Linked DNA regions of Homo sapiens: region 2 is linked to region 1. A link is a loop called in an ENCODE intact Hi-C map of the cell type or tissue named here. Cell type or tissue: heart left ventricle. All regions are shown on one strand.

Region 1 (2,500 bases):
GCAGGAGAATCACTTGAACCTGGGAGGCGGAGGTTGCAGTGAGCCGAGATCGCGCCACTGCACTCCAGCCTGGGCAGCAAAGTGACACTCTGTCTCAAAAAAAAAAAAAAAAAAAAATCCTTAAAAATCGGATTCAAAAATGCAAAAAATAAAGATTCCACTATTTAAAAACTGATTTTAAAAGGCCCACCTACTCAAATGTAATATGTGCCACATTCTAACACATTCTACTGTAGCCCCACTGGCTTTGTTGCCAAAGTAATTAATTTGCACAGACCTTGGGACTGTGCGGTGAGGTGTTAACTGTCATTATTGGTAATGGCTCGGCTGTATGAACGAGAACGTATGGCAGAAACACAATATAAAAAAATAAACTAGGTGCTGAGGCCAATCTCAAACACTGGCTGTCACTTGTCAGCCCCGACGATAAACATCTGCATCTATCACAAGCAGTTGTTGTTTTTCTTGATTAGCTAAATGTTATACATTTAAATATCTAAATTTATACTGATAAAAATATCACTTTTATCTGATTTTATACGTTGGAGTTCCATGTCCGATCTGATTTGAAAGAAGAGCTCCTTGACAGCTAACATGTTTGAGGCCACTATCCGAATTGAATGCTCAAACAGGCTCCCAAGTTCACATTCACAATCTCTCAACTAACGTTTTTTTCTTTCTTTTTGATTAGAGATGGGGTCTTGCTCTGTTGCCCAGGCTACTGTGACACAATCATGGCTCACTCCTGTCTCAACCTCCAGCACTGAAGTGATCCTTCTGCCTCAGCCCCCCGAAATGCTAGGATTATAGACATGAGCCACTGTACCTGCCTCTAACATGATCTTCTAAATAGTGCCAATGTGCCCACGTGCCCAGGTACAAACCCCCAGCACAGCGGCCTCTTCCCTCGCTGGGGGCTCCAGCCACATATGGAGGCACCTGCTCCGTGAGCCGTCTGTGGAGCCCGGTCTTTTCACCCATGGGTCTTCCCACCTGGGGCAGCCTTTTCCCAACCCTGCTGACCCCTGCTCCTCCCACCAGCCTCCGAGGCGTGGCTCGAGGTCCACCTGCTCCTGGAGCCATCCCGGCTCTCCTGGCCTGCCCTCGTGCCCTCTCCAGGCTTCCAAGGACTGCAGCACGCCAGGCAGTGGCGACCTCCTCCTGGGCCTATACCCCTTGCCCTGGTTCAACACCTGGCACATCTGAGGAGAGGGGATGGCATTACTGGGGCGACTCTCGCCTGCTTTGCTCCCAGGGCTCCCAACGGACCAACTACCAGCCTCTCCCAGGGCCACGGTCAGGCACACGGTCGGCGGCCCTTCCTCAGGAAACCGGCTCCGGGCAAGGCGTCCCCCTCCCCCCAGCGCCCAGCGGAGCTTCCCCTTCCTGAGGACGGCTAAAAATACCCCAGACAGGAATTTAGCCTCCTTGAAACGGACACCAAAGATTAAACTATTAAGCTTAGAGTGAGGCTCTCGTGGAAGGGATCAGATAGAAGGAAACCTCGGCCTGGGGGGTCAGGGTGCATCTGGAATAGGCCGCAGGGGCTAAACGTGCTTCCAAACCACCACACCCCACCCCAATGTCCAGCTGCTGGGAAATGCAGTCAGCGAGGACCTCGAGTGCCAGCTCAGTCACTTGCAAGTGACTAAGCAAAGTCATGCCAGTGGCTCAGTTTCCCTATCTGAAAAACGGGGATGAAAACACTCACCCATGGAAGGGTTGTGAGGGCCCACGGTCCTAACACAGGTGAAGCAGCTTGGTTCATTATAAGGCCCTAACCAACTGTAAAGAATCACTGTTGGCAGGGGCATGGTGGCTCACACCTGTAATCCCAGCACTTTGTGAGGCTGAGGCGGGCAGATCACTTGAGGTCAGGAGTTCGAGACCAGCCTGGCCAACATGGTGAAACCTCATCTCTACTAAAAATACAAAAATTAGCCGGGCGTGGTGGTGGGTGCCTGTAATCCCAGCTGCTTGGGAGTCTGAGGCAGGAGAATCACTTGAACCCAGGAGGCGGAAGTTGCAGTGAGCAGAGATCGCACCATTGCATTCCAGCCTGGGTGTCACAGTGAGACTCTGTCTCAAAGGAAGAAAAAAAGAACCATTATTATCTGCCCAGATCTCTGGGAGAAGGCTTTTCTGAAAAAAGCCACAGAGCCAAGAGATGTTTCCATTCTTGGGCCCCAAATTCAGCAAAGCTTAAGTGATTCTGAGGACAACCACTAGAGAACTCATTCATTCATTTGTACAATAAATAGCCGCTAAATCCCTGCTATGGGTTAGGGCTTGTGCCTGGAGACAGCAAGGTGAATGAGGCAGGGGTCCTGCCCCTTGGGGCCCACCACAGCCACCCCCAGTGCCCTCCAGCCACTGTCAGTTTTGCAGAGCACGCTGAGGAGCATGGCTGCCTCCTGTCGCGACAGTCCGTCTGACACAGCACCCAGCGGCAACCCTCCTGTCTGTTGTGGGGTTTGGGCAAATGATGTGTTCAGCAGTT
Region 2 (2,500 bases), 300 kb after region 1:
TGTCCTCGGTCTTTGGCACGTGGTCAGTACAGATCATGTAAGACCCCTCTTTTTATTTCACATCTGGCCAATTTAAGCTCTCTCCCCCTTCCCTTCAATGTTCTCTAGCCTGTCCAGGGATGCCCTATCCCCAGCCTCTGGCAAAGGACCCCCGCCCACTGGCGCTGCACTTCCCCAGGTCCTGCCCAGGCATTCCAGCTAGGCCCCGGGAGCCCCACTCTGCTTTTTACTGGGTCTAAAGTCAGATACCTTGGGGGCATTCTCCTAACCTCAGATGGAGCACCCGGAGCTAGCCAAGGGCCTGAACCAGGCAGCTCGTATGAGGTCCCAGGCTGGTGACCTGGGCCGGCCCTGCACTCTTCATCCTTCTGCCCGGGGCTGGCCACCCTCCCAGCACCTCACCACTGTTGCGGGCAGTCAGTAGGGGAGAGGGGGCACTTAGGGCCCAAAGCCTCCACTTCCTGCCTGGATACAGCTCCATCTTGGGCTTTTCTGGAGGGCCTGAGCAGGCTGGGCACACCCAAGTTGGCAGCTGAGCCAGGTCTGCAAACCCTCACCCGAGAGCTGGCAAGAGTTTCGAGTTTCGGTCAGCTTGTGGTCTGGCCTCTTTCTACCTCAGCTGCACCTGGGGCATGTGTGTGTTGGGGAGGGGTGTTGAACTCTGCTTGGCTCCTGCCTTCCTGAAACTGTCATCCTTTTCCTCATTCTGATGGGCTCCCATCTTGCTCCACGTCTCTGCACACAGATGCGTGCTTTTCCTGGTGGACAGACGGGCAAACGTGTCCAGAGAGGGCAAACGGCCTGCCTGGGGTCACATGCCCTGTCACACAGGCACTGAACCGGCCTTCATCTATTTCTTAAGCCAGCCCAGCATCCCTGACACATCTACACAGTTCCCAGCGCACCCCCAAATAGAGCCAAGCCTGGGTTCTGGCCCTAGCCCCAAAAAACGTCCTTAAGGATTGGAGGAAGAGCTGTCCAGCTCAGACCCAAAGATCCCACACGGCTGGGCAGCGCCCTCTGTTGGCTGTGGTTGGGAGTGCGTGGACACTGGAAAGCCAGGGGTGAACCCTCTGTCCCGACTGGGGCCTTCCCACCAAGGCAGGCAGTGTCTCCCAGGACATCTCAGCAGGCAGTCGGGAGCCCCTGCTCCATTTTGCAGGTGGCATTGTGTGACAAGTGTGCCTCCTCTCTTTATACCTCAAGTTTCCCCACTTTTCACTCTAAGGCTGAGACCCATTGGCACTTCCCTGGAGAAAGTGAAGGAGCATAAATGCTACGTCCCTTAGGAGAGACGTGCTATCTGCTTACCCTGCATTGTCAGCCAGCTCCAGACCCACCAAGACGCGGCACTTCCTCTTGAGCCTTTCCTGGAATCTGCCAAGTCTCTCTCTCCCACCCCCTCCCTCCTCGTCACCCCTGGGCTGCCTGCGACTTCCACTGGCTGAGCACCCAGCTGATCTGTAGCCAGATAATCAGATTATTGTGGGTCTAGAATAATCTATTCCATATGGCTTGCCAGCTCAGTGGCTCCGAGAGCTGAAGGTGTGAGGGGAGGGAGTGATCGTCCTTGGAAGGGGCTGCCCTGGGAGCTGCGGAGCCTCAGCGGGAGGCTGATAGGAAAGGAAGCACAGGTGGGGGAAGGTGAGCCCGCCTTGCTGGGCCCTCTGACTTCTCTGGGCTTCAGCCCAAGCATGGCCTCCAGGCCTCACGATCTGAGACCCACAGGGGCTGGGTGCTCCCCAGGGCCTTTCCCACCTTTTGATTGGGGTGGGGTGTTCACCGTGGGGCACCGCTGCATAATTTCAGGGAGATTTTATTTTTTATCCTCAGGCTGCATCCTCCAGGGATCTGGTCCATGAAGTCCAGATGGGGCCTGCAAGCTCTTCTTCTTCTTTCTTCTTCTCTCTTCTTTCTTCTTTCTTCTCTCTTCTCTCTTCTTCTTCTTCTTTTCTTCTTCTTCCTCTTCCTTCTTCCATCTTTCTTCTTCTTCTTTATTCTTCTTCTTCCTTTTCTTTGTTTGTTTGTTTTTTTTGAGACAGTTTCACTCTTGTTGCCCAGGTTGGAGTGCAGGGGTGTGATCTCGGCTCACTGCAGCCTCCACCTCCCAGGTTCAAGCAATTCTCCTGCCTCAGCCTCCCGAGTAGCTGGGATTACAGGCACCCACCACCGTGCCTGGCTAATTTTTTGTATTTTTATAGAGATGGGGTTTCTCCATGTTGACCAGGCTGGTCTCGAACTCCTGGCCTCAGGTGATCCACCCACCTCAGCCTCACAAAGTGTGGGGATTACAGGCGTGAGCTACTGTGCCCGGCCTCTTTTTCTTCTCAGTCTCTGTGATGTGAAGCAAGGCTTAATGTGACCGGAGGGGTCCCCAACCCCTTCACTCTTAGGACCTCCCTCCAGGATGGAAGGAGCCACTCATCCTCCGAAGGAGACATGGGAGATATAGGGAGGACAGAACAGAGGCTTTGGCCTCTGACAGAGACAGATGGATGCC

The links. A loop is a pair of places that touch in the nucleus more often than their neighbours do. Peaks named below come from ENCODE experiments on the same cell type or tissue, not always from the same donor. Only the 100,000 strongest peaks of a DNase experiment are listed, where the experiment ranks them.
Region 2: a loop joins it to region 1, with 4 times the contacts of the local background. A loop is called at or near these places in 37 of 110 quality-filtered maps.

The regions. Positions count from the first base shown.
Region 1 is chr15:90,064,092-90,066,591 of GRCh38, reverse strand. The region is part of intron 1 of ZNF710 (zinc finger protein 710); the gene reads right to left. Among named protein-coding and RNA genes, the nearest start is that of ZNF710-AS1, 17 kb to the left of the region's middle. In heart left ventricle, no CTCF peak of the experiment used is centred here; DNase peaks (open chromatin) are centred at 1,341 and 2,441; H3K4me3 peaks cover 462 bases; H3K27ac peaks cover 1,965 bases.
Region 2 is chr15:89,759,450-89,761,949 of GRCh38, reverse strand. No RefSeq gene overlaps it. Among named protein-coding and RNA genes, the nearest start is that of MESP1, 9.5 kb to the right of the region's middle. RefSeq lists a silencer at 477-566. In heart left ventricle, CTCF peaks have their summits at 828 and 1,029 (motif pointing left); a DNase peak (open chromatin) is centred at 1,029.